Linked DNA regions of Homo sapiens: region 1 is linked to region 2. Evidence: read pairs that join two places in POLR2A ChIA-PET (ENCODE). Cell type or tissue: PC-9. All regions are shown on one strand. Links, peaks and the distances in the headings refer to the core of each region. The heading gives the core; the rest is flanking DNA. Region 1 overlaps CNTFR (ciliary neurotrophic factor receptor). Region 2 holds the start of LOC124902145 (a long non-coding RNA gene).

Region 1 (8,000 bases), core at 1-8,000, 140 kb before region 2:
TCCTGAGCCAATGATTCAAGCTCCTCTGGCCTCATTTTATTTGGGTATGGTTCACCCCACTGCCCAAAAGTCGTCTCCTTATTCCGTAGAAGCTACCTAGCAGATGTTTAAGGGATCTGGGAGCAGACACTTGCCTCGCTGTCAGAAGACTGGTGTAGAACACTGTGTAAAATGTTAGGCTGAAGGGTTGTTCAGGGTCTTCCACAAAAACGCTGACCCACCAGTAGGGCTTAAAGAGGTGTGAAAATGTATTTTGGTGGGAATGTACCTTTCCCCATGGGAAGGCCTTTTTTTTGGTTATTGTTTAATGTGTCTAAACTGAAGAGATGGCGTTCAAAACCCAACATTTTAGTTGCAAGCCATGGGTGGAGTGACCCCTGTTGGCCAGCTTGAGAAATGCAGGACCAGCCTAACAGAATTCTCCTTGGCGCACTATGGGGTCCATCAGAAGTGGAGCACTCAGCCTAGCCCCAGGCCCTTTCAGAGGGAAAAGGGCCATTTACTGAGTGCCATGGAAAAAGGATGAACCCAACTTGGCACCGGTCACCCACATCCCTGTCTTCTCAGTTTGGGCCCAGAAGTCCTCAGGATGGACAAGACTGACTGTGATGGCTGGGCCTTGATGACCCTGGACCCCCATTCTTGATGATGTGATCTTCTTTGAGAGGTCGTTGGAGGGGAATTGGGTCTTGAAGTAATGTCCATAGTCTATACCCACGGGACATGCCCACAGCTGCCCTGTTGTGACCAGGGCCCAGACCTTTTATATAGAGTGCTCACTGCCCTCCAGGCCCTGCTGCCAGATGAAGGCTGGCCATGAGTTGGCTGTAGCATTAGTTTCAGGTACTTATCTCTCATTGCATTATTTCCTTCTAAAGACCTGGTCAGAGGAACAGGGGATATTAATCATTATCGTCTCAGTCACTTTATATTAGTAACAAGAGACTGGCTTTGGCAACACTCAGTATCAAATTATCCTTCCTGCCAGCTCTCAGAGAACAGGACAGAGTTACCCCTGATTTGTGGGTCATTCAAACCAAAAATTATTTAATATTTATCCCAAACACATGCAATTTGTCTCTATTTACAAGGGAACTTGGTCTTAACAGTATTCTGTTGGAAGTCTCCTTAACCAGGCTAATCCCTGAACTGCTTTCTCCTGATCCACCTTCTTGCTCTCAAGTGGATCCTCACGAGCAGAGCCCTAAGGACTCCTCTCCTCCCTAGGATGACGGAAGGACCCCCCACATTAGGAAGCAGGATCACAGTGTTGCTTTTAGTAGCATCTTTTTATTTACAAGACACTGCTGATTCTGTATCGTTCTGATCTTAAGCTAAAACAAACCAGAGATTAAAATGATTTTTAAATGGACAGTTCCTTCTCCAGTTTTTTAAAACTTTTATTTGATTGGTTAGGATGGAAGCTCTGGGTCCCCTGGTTCAGCACTGCTTTCCCTGCAGCCCTGTTTGGCTGGAAAGGAAAGAGTGAGGAGAGGGCTATGGTCAAAGAAGACGTCTGGGGAGAAATCACAAGTGGGAGGTCGCCGGGGCATTTGGGAGTCCAGAAGTTGGAATGCCTCAAGGGATGCCACGAGATAAGGCTGAGCCAGGCCTGAGCCTTGAGTGCCAGGCAGGAGGCGGCGTGTGGGTGGGGCGTGGGTAGGGCTGGAGTGGAAGGGTCACCCTGCCCCACCCTGCCTGATCTGGCCTGGCCTAGGGTGTGGGCAGCTTGCCCCTCCTCCTGTCTGGGCCGGCGGGCAGGCCTCATGCGTGCCGGGGGCTCCAGCCCAGGCAGGCTGGCGAGATGAGAGGAAAAACATGCGGTTTGGTGGGCTGGACATGGAAAAACAAGCCAATTAGGAGGAAAACAAACAAACCCTGGGCCAGTGGGGGCACACGCACACATACACACGCGCACACAGCCCCGCGTGGGACCCAGGGACACCCTGCCACAGGCTGACAGTCACTTGGGTGTCTCAAGAGCCCCCACAAGGGGCAACCCAGATGCCGTGTATGCCCAGAGCCTGATACTGTGACCTGTGTGCATAAGAGCATTTGCTCACACACTCTCTTTAACATGCACTCACACGGTGTTCAGTTCATACGTGTGAACATGCTGTGAATTCTGGGCACCCTCCCACATGCACAGTTTGCAAAATACATTCAGCCTCACTATGCTCCATCACATATGCACTGCCTCATGTATGAGCTCTAGCTGTCACTGTGTTCAGACACAATGGCACACTTACAGGCACTCTAACAGAGTACCTTGGCCACACAGCCTAGCACATAGAGACAGTCTCGAGATTGAACAGCCTCACCCTGAGTCACGTGCAAACACAGTCATCCAGTCCCACACAGCCTCCCATCCTACAGTTACACAACTGCCCAGAGTCTCACAGCCACACACATGGAGCCTCACAGTTACACACAGCCTTGCAATCACAGCGTCTTAAAAACAGCTTTTCCTCCAACTCACAACACACTCACAACAGGCATCCTGATCTCACACTGTCCTACAATCTCACAGCACCCCCACCTCCGCCCACCCGGCCCCTCAGCTGGGCTCCAGCTGCAGCAAGTCACTCCTTTTCTTCCTTTTGTTTTTCTTTCCTCCTTTTCCCTCTGAGAAACCTGGTCCCTGTCAGGAAACCCAAGCCCTTCCCTGCTCAGGGCCCAGGGCCAGGCAGGAGTAGCCAGATGACAGACAAAGCCTCCAGTCAGCCCCCCAACCCCCACCCCACCATGACCTCCCCAGTCAGGGAGAGGAACTGGCGTGAGGGGGAGGTTGGAAGGGGACGCGGTCTGAGGGGGGAGGACAGTCGGGGAGTGGGGGAGCCTGGTCAGTGGGGAGGCTGGCCAGGGGTGGGGGCCTGTGAGTACAGTGCCGTGGCCCGCTCTGCCCTCCGAGGAGTCCGGGGCAGCAGGGAGCGGACTCTGCACACTCCGATCCCCACCCCACCCCCAGCGGTGGCAGGAGCGGGGAGTGGAGGCTTCTCGGCCGACCTCGGAATGTCCTTTCCTCCTGGGGTGGCTGCCAACTCTGGCTTGGCCAACAGGCCCCCAGAAGGCACTTCCTGTGTCCTTGGCCGCCCCCCACCCCACCCCCAGGCAGAGTTCTGCACCCGTGGGCAGACAGGGAAGAGACACTAAAGGCACACAGGATGAACATGGAACGACATGAGATGGACGCAGGGCCCGGAAGGCTTCCCAAGGGAGGCACACAGTGGAAGGCAGAATGCAGGTTGGCCCTGTGGGGTCTCAGCTGGACCCCGCTTTCCCTGACAGGCCTGGGGAATGGAGCTGCCTCCGCCCACAGCATTGCACCCTCCACCTGGTGCCCTGGAGTTCTGATGCCTCTCTGCCCCCTCATCTCTTCTGCTGCAAAGCTAGATCTGGATCCTGGGGGTTCTGCCCCAGGCCCCTCCCAGCATCACACATACTGGACACGCACACGCAATCACACAGAGTCACTCACAGTCACGTGCACACTGTGGATGGAAGCCCACTGTTCCCCTGTGTCACCATGGCCACTCTACAAGCATAGACATGCACTCCCCTTCACTGTCCCTGGCTTATTGCGCTGCCCCCCTCCCATTTCCTGTCCACCTGTCAGGCCGGGGGCGGGGGAGGGGGGAGGCACAGGAGGGAGGTGTCAGTGTCCCTGGAGCCGCAGATGGACATTCCTTGCTCGGGTCAGATCACATAAGCTGCCTCCTTCCAGGAACCTGAGCCGCCTGTCCTCACGCCTTACCCAATGCCTGAGGGTGGGACAGCTGGGCTAAGTGCTCACGGCAGCAAAAAAGAGTGCGGGCTAGACAGCAGAAAGGACTTCCCAAGTGTGTGTGTATAGGGTTACCCCTGTCCTGGGGTTTAGCTCTGGCTTACTGTCTGACCTTGAGAGGTCCTTATCCCTCTCTGGGCCTTCCTATTCCAGAGTGAGGGCAGCTGCTTACCATGTAAAGGGCTTCTTAAAGGGTCTGCGATGGAGATGCTGGGGGCTGGCACTAAGGTGAGGTACACACAAAGGGAACAGCAGCTTCCTTTCAACAGGCACTTGTACACACACACAATCATACATAGACATGCAGATTCACACACATCCGCATAGCTGCTCCTACGGATCCCTGGTCACTCATTCATGTCACATAGAGACATGCATGTAGCACGTATACCCCTGCATGCAGACATCTACAAACACAGATACGCATACAAACAGCTGCCCAGTGCTGTTCCTGTGTAGCCACCAGGCCTGTCCTCGTGTCTCTGTCTCTACTGAGGGAAGTCTGGGGTGTCTCTTCTCTAGGAAGTGCACCCGATACTCCAGCAGTCGGAGGACCCATTCAAGACTCCCCTCGTCTCTGCAGCACAGTCTTCCTCTGGGAGTGGACACAAAGTGGCAGGAGATGTGGGGCTGGGGCCGATTCCCCCAGACATCACCTCCATCCTGTGATTGATGAGTTGAGGCCCGCAGCCCCCTGCTCCCCACGGTTCCTGCCTCCATTGAGCAGGTGGAGGGGGGGTTCCGTGTCCGCACAGCCCTTGTTTTTCTTTAATTAAACATCTGGCTCTTGTGGCCTGGGAAGCCTCAGACCCTCGCTGACAGCCTCCCCGCCACAACTTTGGCATCAATGATGGGTTGAGGGGGGAGAGCTGGGGCTCTGGGGCCCACCTGTCCCCATACAGTGCAGGGGACTGGGAGCTCCAAGAATGCCCTGACCATACTGTCCTCACCCCCAGTGCCGCCGCGGGAGCCTGTGCTCAGCTGCCGCTCCAACACTTACCCCAAGGGCTTCTACTGCAGCTGGCATCTGCCCACCCCCACCTACATTCCCAACACCTTCAATGTGACTGTGCTGTGAGTAGCTGCGCCTGTGACCCGGGTCCAGCCCTGACCTCTGACCTCTCCCCCATCCCACCACCATGCCCTCTGTCCATACCCCAGCCCTGCCTTGGGCTTGACCTTTCCTCAACCTCTGCCCCACCTGACCCTTGATGTTCGTAACAGTGCCTGGGTCTCACCTCTCCCCAGGCATGGCTCCAAAATTATGGTCTGTGAGAAGGACCCAGCCCTCAAGAACCGCTGCCACATTCGCTACATGCACCTGTTCTCCACCATCAAGTACAAGGTCTCCATAAGTGTCAGCAATGCCCTGGGCCACAATGCCACAGCTATCACCTTTGACGAGTTCACCATTGGTACGTGTGGCGGTTGGGGGGACCTGCTGCCTACTCCAGTGGGAATGTAAGTGGATGTGTGCCATTGGTGGGGATGTCCACATGCATGCACATGTATACATGGCATGTACATGCCTCTGCACAGGTATGTACAGTGCACATATATGTGCACATATATGCATGACATATACACCTGTGAACGTGTAAGTGAATGTCCTTTACCTGAAGGGCCGAGAGACCTGTCCAGCAGCTCTTTCGATCATTTTTCTGGCTCCCAGAACATGCAGCAGGGGGAAGGGGGGGCAGGCTGGGCCAGACCCTTGTGCAGCTGCAGCCTCCACCGCACCCCCCCCCAACTCTAATGGCTTCCTTACGGACTGTGATGAATGAGGTGTCAGAACAGGAGACAGGACTGGGACAGATACTGCCCTCCCCCTGACCCCCCCCATCCCAGCCAGACCCTCTACCTGCCCCTGCCCTATTCCAGGCAGGCTCTCTGCCTGCTATTCCCCCGCCCCAGCCAGACCTTCTGCCTGCCCCTGTCTTCTCCCCAGACCCCATGGCTGGATCCCTAGACAGAGTATTTCTACATAAGCTGGGCCCTTAGGCGCGCTCATCAGATCCCCAGCCTACCTCCAGATCTGCAACACCTGTGGACTGTCTTTTACCCTTGACCCAGGTCTTAGTTTGGAACTGGAAAAGTTGAAGTGAAAAACCAGGCTTGGGGGAATGTGTGATGCTGGTGTAGGAGGGGGTAGTCCAGGTGACAGTGGGGGTGACAGTGGTAACTATGGAGGCATCATATTGTCTTAGTTACTGGGATGCAGGTCAGTATGAGGATAGGGTTGGGATGATGGGATGATGAGATGAAATTTGGAATGTTGATATTAAGAGTTGGTGACAGTGACTGTAGTGACAGTCATTAGTGATGATGGGGATATCAGACTTGGAACTAATGAGATAGTTGTCTATGGTAGTTATCAGAATTGACAACAGAGAAGAGGCACGCTGACTATGATGTTGATGACAATGGTTGGCAATATGAGAGGGTCAACATGGTGGCTGGAGTTGACAAAGTGGGTTGTTGCCAGTGATTAGTGTAGTAATGAAGCTATGTCTCCTGAACAGTGAAGCCTGATCCTCCAGAAAATGTGGTAGCCCGGCCAGTGCCCAGCAACCCTCGCCGGCTGGAGGTGACGTGGCAGACCCCCTCGACCTGGCCTGACCCTGAGTCTTTTCCTCTCAAGTTCTTTCTGCGCTACCGACCCCTCATCCTGGACCAGTGGCAGCATGTGAGTGCCCTGCCCGGCCAAGATCCTGGGTGCCTGAGTTAGAATCATGTGCAGTGAGTGGCACCCATATCCCACGTGGCAGCAGCTCCAGTGTGAGACCTGATGCATCAGGCTCTCTGCGGGGAAAAGGGACAGGTGGGCCTGGGAGAATGGATGGAGCTGAGGCAGGTGTCCTTAGGGGTTCCCAGTGACCCCTGTTAGTGCAGCGGGAACACATATGTCTTTCTGTGGCTCCCTGGGGTCGTGGAGAGAAATGCAGGGAGGGAGATGGTGAGGGAGGGAGATGGCGGGGGAGGGAGATGGTGGGGGAGGGAGATGGCGGGGGAGGGAGATGGCAGGGGAGGGAGATGGCGGGGGAGGGAGATGGCGGGCAGGACAGGCAAGGCTCCCTTTCCTTACCTCGCTCTCAGCCCTGACCAGGCATCTCCCTCTTTACACTCTGGCCCAGGCTCTGGGCTTGTGCTGGCCCCAAGGGACAGGAACGTGCCTGTCCTCAAGGGCTCACAGATGGGCCCAAGGGGTCAGGATCAGGCAGTGGGGTCAAGCCTGGTCCAGCATGTGAGTTTAGGCCCTGACTGGCATCAGGACTCCAAAGTCAGACCCAGCTTAGGGGTCAGCTTGAGGCTGTGAGTCGGAAGGTAGCCTGGCTGGGAACCAAGCAGTGGACAAGGGTCAGTATGGGGTCAGACTATGGTCTGGATCAAGCTACAATAGAGAGCTCTGGGGAACAGCCAGAGGTCTGGGGCAGACTTCGGGTTCTCTTGCTTTGAGGGCCCTGGGCCCATAGGGTCGTGGGCACTCTGTGTGACCCATGAGGCCTGTGGGCTAGGAGTGGGGTTGAGAGGGTGCTCCATGGGACAACCCAGGCTGGTTCCTGGGGGTCAACTTGTACCCCCACCTCATCTACCAGGCTCTAACTCCAGCTCCTCATGCCCCTATCCAGTCCGGCCTTTAAAGTGTGTAATTCGATTCCTGGGTGCCTGTCCCCCACAAAGCCTGCTCATGCACTCACATGTTCCCTGACAGAGTCCGGAGTCCCTCCCGCCTGGCCAGCTGCCCGCGCCTAATGCATTGCTAATAACCAGGGTCTAGTTTCACAAGCCCCCCTCCCCCGCTAACGAGCTACAGGCAGCAGCCCCGCGCGTCGCGGCGCACACGCCTTGCAGTGGACCTGGCACACCGCCCACCACACACACGGGAACATGCACACGCACGCGGCTCCCAGCGGGAACCGTACACCATACGTGTGTGCAACTAACATGCCGAGACCATGCGCAAAACTGACCCCCACACTGAGGTGGGAGAAGCAAAGTGTGCAGGCTCCGTGGCGAGAACATGCGTGGCCTGTAGTGCATCCTAGCCCCATTCTGTGACTCACTGGCACTGGGGTTGGTTAGATTTATGGTTCTTTTCAGCTGAAGTTTTGCTGTGAACAGAGTCTATTCTCCCCAGTCCTTGACCTTGGGGAGAGGCAGGTGTATGACTGGGAGGGGGCGAGAAGGGCAGAACAAAGAAAAACATCATTTGGAT
Region 2 (12,108 bases), core at 1,546-9,545:
GCCCATATTATTTTTATATGTCCAGAACCCAGCACAGTGCCTAGAATATAGATGCCCTTAAAATGTAGGACCAGAACTGAATTTGGTGGCTAAGGCCCCTTTCATCTCCTTTTCTTGCACTGCCCTCTTCTTTTGTCTCCTGGGCTCACCATTCTCAGTTTCCAACGCATTTTCTTTCTTGTTGCTTCCTGCCAGTCTCTCTCTCCATCTTGAGCTATCGACTGCTTCAGTGGCTCCAATATTTCCTTCCTGTGGAGAACTCAATTGAGCAGGAAGCTTGTGATCAGAAAGCATCCATGCTATTTTCTAAAGAGGGGCTACAAGTTTGTGTTGAGCTCCAGAGACATGATTGAACTAGGTACCAGCCTTCCAAGTGACTGCTTTGCAAGACAACAGTCCCACAGAGGTGTAAGTTCTGGTACGTTGTTAATCTCATGACTTTATCTAAGTCTCTGAGAAGGGGCTGGGGTAAGAGAGATGAGGAAATTAGATTCAAATTGCCTACCAGGTGTGACTTTGGACATATTACTTTATGCAACCTAGTTCTTCAATTTTAAAATGAAAATGATATTTGCCTTACTTGGTTTTGGGGAGGATTCAATGAAATAATATAGATAAAGCACTTAGCACCATGGCCGTACCTCTGGCAGGTATTTAAGCAACATTAACTAAATGACTGGATGAGTTTTGGAAGAACTACACCTGGGCTAAATTGTTCCGAACAACTCCCTGCCTGGATCCAGCCAGAGTTCTTAGTAGAGCTGCCTCCCCAACGTGAGCTTTGAGAAGTCCCTCCTCTTCTCTCCTCTCTTCCCAGACTATTGTTCCCTCTTGCCACTAGGAATGTAACCAGGTTAAGGTCAGGGTGGAGGGCTCTTTGAGAGGCTGTCTGGGGATGGTGTGGGCGTAGAGAGGCTGGCCTAGAGCCACACTATTCCAAGTGTGGTCGCTGTATTAACAGCATTGGTACCACCTGGGAGCTAATATGAAATGCTGACAATTCAGGTTCCAGACCTACTGAATCAGAATCTGCATTTAAATAATATGCCCAGATGATTTCTATGCACATTAATATATGAAGAAACACTGTCCTAGGGGCACAGATGGGTTCAGCAGGGGTGGAGGGTTGAGACAGTGCAGGTGTGTCAGCTGTCTAGAAGAGGTAGAGGTTGTATGGGGGTGGGGGAGGCTGTGGCAGGGGGGTGTACTCAGAGAAGAGGAAGTGTCCTCAGAGATGTGGGTTGTAGAGCTGTAGGGGGCTCTTTGGGAAATGTTGGTCATTTGCTGTTTCAGCGGCCTTTCCTATTGATGCCTGGAGTACGAGGTGGTACCCCTTCCTATTGATGCCTTGAGTATGAGTTAGCCGGTAAGTGTCACTGCACCAGCCAGGGAGTGACAGGTGGGCAGGCAAAGGCTCTCTACTGCCCTGAGCCTGCAGAGACGTTCCTGCAAGTATCCTAGGACCATCTAGCTTAGCAGTTGAGTATTGTTTTCCATGGAGATGCATAACCAGCAACTGGCTAGCCTCACCCCTAAAAACACACCCTGAGTTGGTGTTACTCTACAATCTCCCCTCCTTACCTCTGTACCCCCAGCTGGCACACACACACCCCTATAACACACACACATGAACTTTCTTCTCTTGGGAGACTCAGATGGGAGTTCATAAGTAGGGTTAACCCTCCCCTTCCCCTCTCTGACCTGCTTGACCCCAGGCTGGCCCCCAGGCCTCTATGGGCCCCTCAGCCCTGACCTCCCTGCTGCACGGAACAGGCCTTGTGAGAGTGACTGCAGGCCCTAGGCTTGGCTGGATGCAGCAAAATTTGTTTCAGCAGAGCCATTCTCTCTCTCTCTCTCTCTCTCTCTCTCTCTCTCTCACACACACACACACACATACACACACACACACACACGAGTTTCACTCTGTCACCCAGGCTGGAGTGCAGTGGTGTGATCACAGCTCACTGCAGCCTCAACTTCTCAGGCTCAAGTGATCCTCCTGCCTCAGGTTCCCAAGTAGCTGGGTCCACAAGCACATGCTACCACACCCGGCTAAGTTTTTTTTTCTTTTTTGTAGAGATGGGGTCTCACTTTGTTGCCCAGACTCGTCTTGAACTCCTGGGCTCAAGCAATCCTCCCACCTCAGCCTCCTGAAGTGCTGAGATTACAGGCTCATGAGCCACCACGCCTGGTCTTTCTCTTTCTTAAGCACTCTTAGGACAGGACTCTCAGTCCCTGATTGCCTTCTTAATAAAAACCCTTTCCAGCCACCCACCTAGAGCCTCTTGACCCTTCCTTTGGGTTATCTGTTTATCTCAATGGTAAAGGAAAAGGTCCTGCTGCAAATGACCCCCCAAAATGAGGTGGGGAGTAAGTGAGTGCCCTGTGGCAGGGTAGGAACTACATCAGCAGCAACGAAAAGTAGAGTCCTAGCCCCCAGGGCAGAGCTTCACCAGTAGTTGCTTTAAACCCTCTGCCAAAGTACCCAGTGACCAATAGCCAGGTCTCCACTTTAACCTGGCTCCTGCCCAGGCCCAATCTTGTATGTCAGAGAAGATAATATCGCTACCATTATCGCTCTCCTCTGTGCTCCTACCACCCTCCATGCATTCCTGCCTCTGCTGTTCCTCTCTCTTCCTTAAATAGGCTGATCTGTGTGCCTGTCATCTCTGCACTTTTAAATTCTTCTTGGCAAGAACCAGGGCTTGGTGTTTTTCCCTCCCCAGTGTACATTGTGCCCTCCCCCTTGTTGGGGTTCAGTGATTATCAAAGTTCTGAACAAGTGGCAAGTTCACCAATGTTTAATTATTGGGATGACAAAAAGGAAAGACTAGGAGACTGCTCTGGCTAGAGAGCTGAGCTTTAGAGCTGCAAATTATCTTTGTGGGCAAAGAGTAGTGCCTGCCAGGCATAATGGGGGTTAGAGACTTAGAACAAGCTAAAAAGGAGAGGAAGGGCAGCGACAGGAAATGCCACAGAGAGGAAAAGCTATTTGATACTAGCCCTCCAAGTCCATTGTCCATTGCAGACAAGTTGGTCCTTATTCTTCCAAGGCCAGAGGGAAGAAATCCCATAGACTCTGCCAATTACTTTGCTTTCCTGCAAATCAAGGAGCCCCAAAGATTTATGAACCAGTGCAGGCCAGGCTCAGTTCCTTGAGTAATTGAAGCTTACTAAAAAGCCTTAAGTGAGATTTGGGGCCAAGATTCAGACAAGAATCCACACGTCAATCTGGCCCAGACAAATGTCAGTGTCTGCTGGCATTTCTCCTGCTTCTGCTTCCTACCAGGTGTGGGGCTCTCAAGGAGTCTCCAACCACATGTCTTGTACTGATTCCTGGGCAGTATTCTCCTCAGTGTCTATGCCTCCTCCCTTATCTTGAAGAACTGGAATCCACATTCTAGAAGGAAACTGAAAGATCCTCTGGACTGTGCTCCCTAAAGCGCTGTTAACCTTGAACAACCTTGCCATCTTCCTGTCCTCTGGGCCCTGTCTAAGGGGCACCTCAAGTAGAAAGCCCCCAGAAACCCAACCCCAAATCCCCAGCCCCGTCCAACTCCCCTGGTCTTAGAATAATTTTCCCTCTCCTATGAAAGGCCTCATCCCCAAAAGTCTGTGTTGTCTGAATCTGAATATGAAAAGGGAAGGGACTGCCTCCTCCCCACTGCCCACCACACACCTTCTTATTTTGCTGCCTAGGTCCTGCTTCTCAATTTTTTTAAAAAAAAATTGTATTAGAATATGCATAACATAAAAGTTACCATTTTAACCATCATGGGGCTTTGTTTGTTTGTTTGTTTGTTTGTTTGTTTGAGACAGAGTCTTGCTCTATCACCCAAGTTGGAGTGCAGTGGTGCAATCTTGGCTCACTGCAACCTCTGCCTCCCAGGTTCAATAGATTCTCCTACCTCAGCCTCCTGAGTAGTTGGGGTAACAGGTGTGCAACACTACACCTGGCTAATTTTTTGTGTGTGTTTTCAGTAGAGACAGGGTTTCGCTGTGTTGTCCAGGCTGGTCTCAAACTCCTGGCCTCAAGTGATCCACCCACCTCGGCCTCCCAAAGTGCTGGGATTACAGGCATGAGCCACTGCATCTGGCCAATTTTAACCATTGTAGATCTATTTTTAAAGAACTTTGTACCTTAACTCCTTTCTCCATTAAATTAGATGATCTTTCCCTAAAGAGATTGAAATGGGGGAGGCGAGGGTGATGTGGGGTTCAAAGACCTTGTAGGTCACAAGACTTGACATAGGCCAAGACCAATGTCTTAAACTGGTCCAAATGTAAGGCAGGAGCATCCTCAACATCTGGCTAAGGGGATGAGGGCCAGGAGTAGGCCAAGCCAGTCCTCCCAGAAGGAAGTAAGCCTTCTCCACTTATGATTCTGGTGTCTACCTCCTGGGTCATGAGGCTTGGCCCTTAGGCCCTTATGCACAGGCTTCCCCCAAGCCATAGCTACAGTGATTATCCCTGAGTTGAGGTATTTATCCTATCTCCCAAATGAAGAATTTTTTATGACAGGGTTTTCTGGTGAGTGGTAATAGGAATGAATAGCAGAACATCAGTCTAAGACATCAGTCTTGTCCTAACCATGAAGAAGCAGAGCAGGATTCTAAATCATCTTTTAAAACATTCTTTGGCCCCCTGTCTCTTCATTTCAAAAACAAATCCTTTTTTTTTTTTTTTACCATCTCACTACCAGCTTCATACTTTCACCATCCTTTTCTCTCCCTGTTCCTGAGTAGCTATTTCTGAAAACTAAATAATAGGTAGGGTAATAGGAGCTGCTGCCCTAGCTGGGGTAACTCCAAAGCCATTTTGGTTAATTCTCCCACCCCACATCTAAAAGCAAGGGACACACTCTGTGAGATTTGCTTTCTGGCTCCGCAATTACCGTCACGGTTCCTACAGCTGACATGCTGGCACAGGTGAGGACTGGCTAAAGCACAGTGCCCAGTTGCCAGGCAGTGCCAGTGCTCCACTTAAAGCCCTTCCCAGTCTTCAGTGTAAGAGTCTTCCCTCCTTTTGTTCTTAATTGGTGGCCTCAAGTCAGGAGTATTTTGTCTGGCAGGTGATGCCCAGAGGAAATTCTGTTCTATGAAAGAAGATTTCCCAGAGGGAACCAGGTAAATGAGGACTGGAACAGAGCTCTCATGGAAGATAATGGGTAAATGTGATGACCTGAAATTCCCTGGCACACAGTGAAAAATAAAGCATTAAAAACCAGCTATACTCTCAGTCATGACAGGAGGCATTGTAAATTGGAACAATCCTTTGGGAAAGCATTTTGGCAATATCTATCAAGAAACTTAAAAGCACTCATGTTTTTTACTGAGTAATCTACTTTATTTAGGAAATGATCCTAAATGTAAATATATGTGGATTTCAGTGTAGCATTATCTATAATAGTGAAAAGTTGCAAACAACCTGAATGTCAAAAATAAATGAATGGTTACAAAGTTACTCTACATCCTCTCTATAGGTATTATGCAGCCATTAAACTGATAGTTACAAAAACTATGTAAGAATATAAAGCTAGGGGCTGGGAATGGTGGCTCACACCTGTAATCCCAGCACTTTGGGAGGCCGAGGCAGGAGGATCACTTGAGGCCAGGAGTTCGAGACCAGCTTGGCCAACATGGCAAAATCCTGTCTCTACTAAAAATACAAAAATTAGCCAGATATGGTTGTGCATGCCTGTAATCCCAGGTACTCAGGAGGCTGAGGCAGTGAGCCGAGATCACACCACTGCACTCCAGCCTGGGCAACCAGCCTGGGCACCAGAGCGAGACTCTGACTCCAAAAAGAAGAAGAAGGAGAAGGGGAAGGGGAAAGGGAAGGGGAAGAAGGAGGAGGGAAGAGGGAAGAAGGAAGAAGGAAGAAGGAGAAGATAAAGCTAGGTGCAGTGACATGTACCTGTAATCCCAGATACACGGGAAGCTGAAGTAGTAGGATCACTTGAGTCCAGGAGTTCAAGGCTGTAGTAAGCTATGATTGTGCCTGTGAATAGCCGCTGCACTCCATCCTGAGCAACAAGAAAGACCCTGCCTCTATTTAAAAAAAAAAAAAAAAAAAAAATGGAGAGCTGATTATGTTCTGATACTAATTTTAAAAATACAGAAATAAAAAAATCATACTTTTTTTTTTTTGAGACAGAGTCTCACTTTGTTGCCCAGGCTGAAGTCCAGTGGCATGATCTTGGCTCACTGCAACCTCTACCTCCCAGGTTCAAGTAATTCTCATGCCTCAGCACCCCACCACACCCAGCTAATTTTTATATTTTTTAGTAGAGAAGGGGTTTTGCCATGTTGGCCAGGCTGGTCTCGAACTCCTGGCCTCAAGTGATCCTCCTGCTTCGGCCTCCCAAAGTGCTGGGATTACAGGCGTGAACCACAGGGCCCAGCCACAAAATATACTATGTTCTTTAAATGTTGTTCTATGCACATGTATTAGTTGCTACTCTCTGATTACAGTAACAAAATAAAAAACCCAACTGAAGCTAAGAAAGAGAACAGACTATGAAGACACTAGGGTTTCTTTCTTTTCTCTCCGCTTCCTTCCTTCCTTCCTTCCTTCGTTCCTTCCTTCCTTCCTTCCTTCCTTCCTTCCTTCCCTCCCTCCCTCCCCCTTTCTTTCTTTCTTTCTTTCTTTCTTTCTTTCTTTCTTTCTTTCTTTCTTTCTTTCTTTCTTTCTTTCTTTCTTTTCTCTTTCTTCTCAGGATCTCACTCTGTCACTCAGGCTAGAATGCAGTGGCACAATCATAGCTCACTCCAGCCTCAACCTCCTGGGCTCAGGCAATCCTCCCACTCAGCCTTCCGAGTAGCTGGGGCTACAGGTGTGTGCCACCACACCTGGCTAATTTTTTGTCTTTTTGGAGAGTCACCTTCTTGCTATCTTGCCTAGGCTGGGTTTCTTATAATGCCTAAGCACAGCATGAAGTCAAGCTTTGGATGGGTAAGGCAGGCTCTAGAACCAGAGACTGAAACCTAGGGAGCACTCTCACCATCTCTTGTGTTTACTTCTTTCTGAACATCAGCTGTATTCTTGTTTCCCTCCCCAATGGCTCTCTCTGTTACCTAATCCACAGTCTTGAACTTTACATCTCCATTTAAGTCCCACTTCCCGATTCTGGGGGAGACTAATTTGCTCTGCCTCATCCAGGCATTTATCCAATTGGGTGGAATCACATAGAACCAGCATAGTTCCTAGAGGCTCACTCCTATGACCATGAAGATGGGAACAGCACCAACTCCCAAAGAAGGAAGGGAAGCCCCAGAGTTTTGCTGCTGTAGTATACGCAAAAGACTCACATACCGTAGAACATTATCAAGTGTTTTTCTCAAGGTGGTGAAACTAAAGGTGATTTGTTAAAATTTTAGCATGTATTACTTTATAGTAGAAAAATCTATAAAACTTTTCATAGCTACAGTTGTTACTAGGCCTGGGGGCAGTAGCACCCTCCACCATTTTGGTTGTCCCAGTGACAGATACCATTAAAGATACTAAGGCTTGGCGGTGCTTACTTTTAGTAATGAATTCTATACTAGCAGCTGTTTAAGCAGTCAGAAAATCCTCAGCTACTCCCAAGACCAGTTGGAGCTCCCAAACTCTAGCCCGAGTGTGATAATCCTTCCCATTTCTTTTTGGTGAACTTGACCATACCCCAAAATGCAAATGCTCTGCAGAAGTGTGGTGTGTGGAAAGAAAGAGTGTTTTCCCAACTGGGGCATCATAGTGAGACCCCCTCTCTAAAAAAAAAAAAAAATTTAGCCAGGCATAGTGGCTATGTGTGCTTATAGACCTAGTTACTCAGGGGGCTAAGGCAGGAGGTCACTTGAGCCCAGGAGGTCAAGGTTACAGTGAGCTGTGACAGCACCACTGCACTCCAGCTTGGATGACAGAGTGAGACCCTGTCTCTAAAAAACTAAAAGAAAAAATGACAAAGAAGGAAACAAAGAAAAGAAAGAGAAAAGATGCTTTCCTCTTCTGCATTCTACTGCCAGCTCATAGTCCAGAGCTGGAGAGTGGACACTCAGTGTGTTGACTTTATTTGAAATGGGTCTTCTTTTAGAGAAAAACTTAGAAGATTTGGGAGATTTAGACTGATAAGAGAAGACTCCCTGGGCCAGCCAGGATTCTCTGCCTTCTCTCCTAAATGTAGGCTTCACAAACTTTCTCTTCAGACTTTCTGTTCTCCCCCATTTGTAAGACCCAATAACACTTGGAGAGATCCTCTCCGTTATGTTTCCCTGATTCTCTTCCAGATCTCCCACAAAGACCTTATCCCTATAAGAAGTCTTTGTCTTTCCCTGTAAGTGGGATCCCTAAGGACCTTTTTATTTTGTTTTATTTTATTTTATTTTATTTTAAGTTCTGGGATACATGTGCAGAACGTGCAGGTTTGTTACATAGGTATACATGTGCCATGGTGGTTTGCTGCACCTATCCCCTAAGGATCTTAATATGTCCCAAAAGGACATAAGTCCTGGCCAATTGCCTGGCTCTGCAGGCAGTGCCTGGAGAAAACTTGGAGAAAGGGAGATGGGGAACAAAAACAGGAGCTACCCAACAGTGGGATTCAGAAATGGCCAATGTGTTGAGGTGTGACTTCAGGTCATACTGCAGAGTAAGAGCTGTCATTGGCCAGATAACTCATATGTTGAGGTGTGGAGTCAGAGAAGATGGGAATGCTTTAGGCTGAATGGACAGCCCTCTGCAGGGAAATAGAGCCATCTAACTAATGCATAGATTGCTACTAACTATTCTTGGACCAGAGGCAAGATTTCTACCCAACCATGAGGACTTAGTGAAGTTAAGTTATACTTGCTGGGTCTCCCTCTAAAAGTTGATACCTAAACATGCTTATTTCTACACACTGCCATGAGATGTTTTGGAATGGAATAGCCCTGAACAGGAAGACCACAGCCCCAAGTTTCTCAGCTGACCAATGGATAAATTTGTGATAAGGAACAGAGCTGGTCTTTGATGCTCTATTTTACTGTGCCCACTTGTCAGAGAGTGGCCTGAGCCACACACCTTCCCTGACTTCCCATTTCTTATCAGCACTATCCTTCCTGGCCCTGATTTCTGCTTTCTGCTTTTCTGTCTATCCTGCCTCCTGCTATTATCCAGGGAAAATAAACAGGTACAGGCACGACTTTATTCCAGAAGTAGCCTTCCAGCATTCTCCAACTCAGAACTGCCTCCCCCAATTAGCCTTAAAACTAAAGGAAAATTCTTCTGTGTTCTGTGAAGAAGGGTTAGATAGTATTGGTATGAGCGCTTTGCTTCTTCATACGTCACTCTAAATCCATTTCCATTTTCATCTTCCTAAGAATTAGTACTTGGAGGTGAGAACAGAGGTCACCTCTTCTTGGGAAGGCTGATATTGAATCATGTCTCTGCCCTGGATTATCATGTTCAGGCCACAAGACAATGGCAAGATTGTTCAGCACCACGGAGAGCGCCTTTCATCCTCGGGACTGGATCATGGCTGGGTGACAGATGAGGATTGTAGCTGAGAGCCCAGCCAGTCTGATCTCCTTCCACTCTGGCCAACTACCAAATATTCCTCTTTTTCCCAACCCCTTAGTGTTCACCTTTTTCCTTTTACTAATGAGTTTTTTTTAGGAAGGAACTCCCCTAACTTTCCACCCCCTTTCTGCCTCCATGTTATCTGATTCCCCCACCTCCCTTCCTCCTTTCCTCTCCTCACCTCACCTTCCTTACCTCCCTTCTGTTTTGTTAAGGAGACTCCCTCCCATGGTCCAAAGTTCTGGCTCCATCTGCTCATGATTCCTCAAAGACCATGCCCCCTCAAACATCTCCTTTTCTACACAGCTTCCTTCCCCTCAGTCTAGGACAGGTCTGGTATTCCCTAGCTCTAAAGGAATTCTAGAACTCTAAAGCTCTCTCTGGCTGCCACCCATTCTCATTCCTTCCCTTCTCAGTCTTGCTCTTTTAAAGAACGGCCTGTGGTCACTCTGTCTGCTTCTTCATCTCCTATTCTCTCCTAAATCCCTTGTCATCTGGGCTCTGTTTCTACTCTTCAGCTAAAATTGTGTTCACTGAGACTACCTATGACTTTCTTATTTCTAAATTTTGTCTTTATCTTATGGACCCACCTGCTTATTTGACACTGTTGATTTCTTCCACCTTGAAACTCTACTTGAATGGTTCCTAGTTCTACTCTTATTCCTCTCTGTTCCTACCCAGTCTCCTTCCTCCATTCATTATCTAAGGTTGGATATTTCCCAGAACTTCACCCTTGGTTTTTTTTTTTTTCACTCCGCTCATTCTGAGAGACTTTATTCTTCACTGTGACTTACATCACCACCAGCCCACACCCATTTTCTGAGCTCCCACACTTCAAATCCTACCAACTAGTGGTATCATCTGGGTGTCCAAAAGACACCTCAAAATTCAACCTGTTCCCAAATGAACTCATCTGATTTTTCCTTAGCAATGCAGTTGTGCCTTCTTCTGCATTTAATAACTTGTCTTAATAATTAGTACTCTTCCCAATTACCTCCAGACAGTAAACTAGGAATGTCCAGACCCTTTGTTTTACATTTTATATCAGAAGCCTGCCAATTCTACTGTTTTTTGACATCTTCCTTTCTGTTCTTTTATCTTCTGCTGCTGCTTGGTTCAGGCCCCTATTATCTCTTGCTGGCATTGTTGCAGTAGTTTCCTAATTATCCTTACCTCCAATCTCACTCCCTTCCCAGGCGTCTTGCACATGGCTATCGGAGGGTCCTTTTCCATCTCAAATCTGACCATGTTACTCCCTGCTTAAGGCTTCATTGGCTCCCCGTCATCTTCTGAGTAAAGAAAAAAATCAAAGCCCACCTTCCAGCATGATCTGAGCCCCCTCCTGACTCCACAAACTTGATTTCCTGCAACTTTTCTCCATACCTTCTGAGCTTCAACTATAGCAAAATGCCGACTATTCCTTGAATGTACTATGCTAGTTTTATGCTTCTGAGACTTTTCACATGTTCCCTGAATGTCCTTACTCCTCACTCTTAAACTAATTGGTGACCTAATGTTTTAAGATCTTTTCAAGTGTCTCCTTTGACCACCCTCCCTTTGTCCCATTCTCTCTACTTTTATATGGCTCTTGGTTACCTTTATTAATAATTATTGGGAACTTCTTAAAGATGGGACTGTTTTCTTTTCTTTCTTTCTTTCTTTTTTTTTTTTTTTTTGAGACGGAGTCTCGCTCTGTCGCCCAGGCTGGAGTGCAGGGGTGCAATCTTGGCTCACTGCAAGCTCCGCCTCCCGGGTTCTAGCCATTCTCCTGCCTCAGCCTCCCGAGTAGCTAGGACTACAGGCGCCCACCACCGTGCCTGGCTAAGTTTTTGTATTTTTAGTAGAGATGGGGTTTCACTGTGGTCTCGATCTCCTGACCTCGTGATCCACCCGCTTTGGCCTCCCAAAGTGCTAGGATTACAGGCGTGAGCCACCGTGCCCAGCCCTTTTTTTTTTATTTTTAAAGACAGGGTCTCAATATGTCAATATGTTGCGCAGACTGGACTTGAACTCCTGAGTTTAAGTGATCCTCCTGCCTCAGCCTCATGTAGCTAGGACTACAGGTGCATGCCAGCATGCCCAGCTGGGACTCTTTTCTATTTGTATTTGTGAGCCCTATCATCATTAAATAAATGAAAGAATTGTATCATGCTGGAGTGAGGGAAGAGAGGAAACAGGGTGCCCTGTGGTCAGGTCTTTCATCACCCTAAGGAGGGCACACCTTTTCTACAGATACCTTCATATATAAGCCAGGCTCCAACCTATGTGGTGTCAGGGCTACAGCTACAGGCCAGCCACTCCCAGGGCACACTGACCATGATAGTATAGGCCTCACTGAACCTATACTAATGATATCTTTACAGTTAACATGGATATAGTGCTAAGGGTATACTATGCTAAGGACTATTCTAACTGCTTTAATACATATTAACTCCTTTCATCCTCACAAGAACCCTTGAACTAGGTATTAGTGTTAGTCCCATTTATAGATGAGGAAGCTGAAACCCAGATTGTACAGCTACTAACTGGAGGAGCTGGAATTTGAACCTAGGCACTCTGGCTCCAGAGTCTGTG

What was found. Peaks named below come from ENCODE experiments on the same cell type or tissue, not always from the same donor. Only the 100,000 strongest peaks of a DNase experiment are listed, where the experiment ranks them.
Region 1: POLR2A ChIA-PET joins it to region 2 with 21 read pairs; 2 of 35 experiments call an interaction of 5 or more read pairs at or near these places.

The regions. Positions count from the first base shown.
Region 1 is chr9:34,554,725-34,562,724 of GRCh38, reverse strand. It overlaps CNTFR (ciliary neurotrophic factor receptor), which reads left to right. Exons shown (of 10, transcript NM_147164.3): 5 at 4,741-4,858; 6 at 5,033-5,199; 7 at 6,307-6,470. Among named protein-coding and RNA genes, the nearest start is that of CNTFR-AS1, 9.3 kb to the left of the region's middle. RefSeq lists an enhancer at 7,110-7,702. In PC-9, for the core only: a CTCF peak has its summit at 364 (motif pointing left); no DNase peak of the experiment used is centred there; H3K27me3 peaks cover 1,689 bases.
Region 2 is chr9:34,410,779-34,422,886 of GRCh38, reverse strand. All of the region lies in intron 1 of FAM219A (family with sequence similarity 219 member A), which reads left to right. LOC124902145 (a long non-coding RNA gene) reads right to left here and starts at 6,050. Exons shown (of 3, transcript XR_007061465.1): 1 at 5,917-6,050; 2 at 150-249. In PC-9, for the core only: no CTCF peak of the experiment used is centred there; no DNase peak of the experiment used is centred there.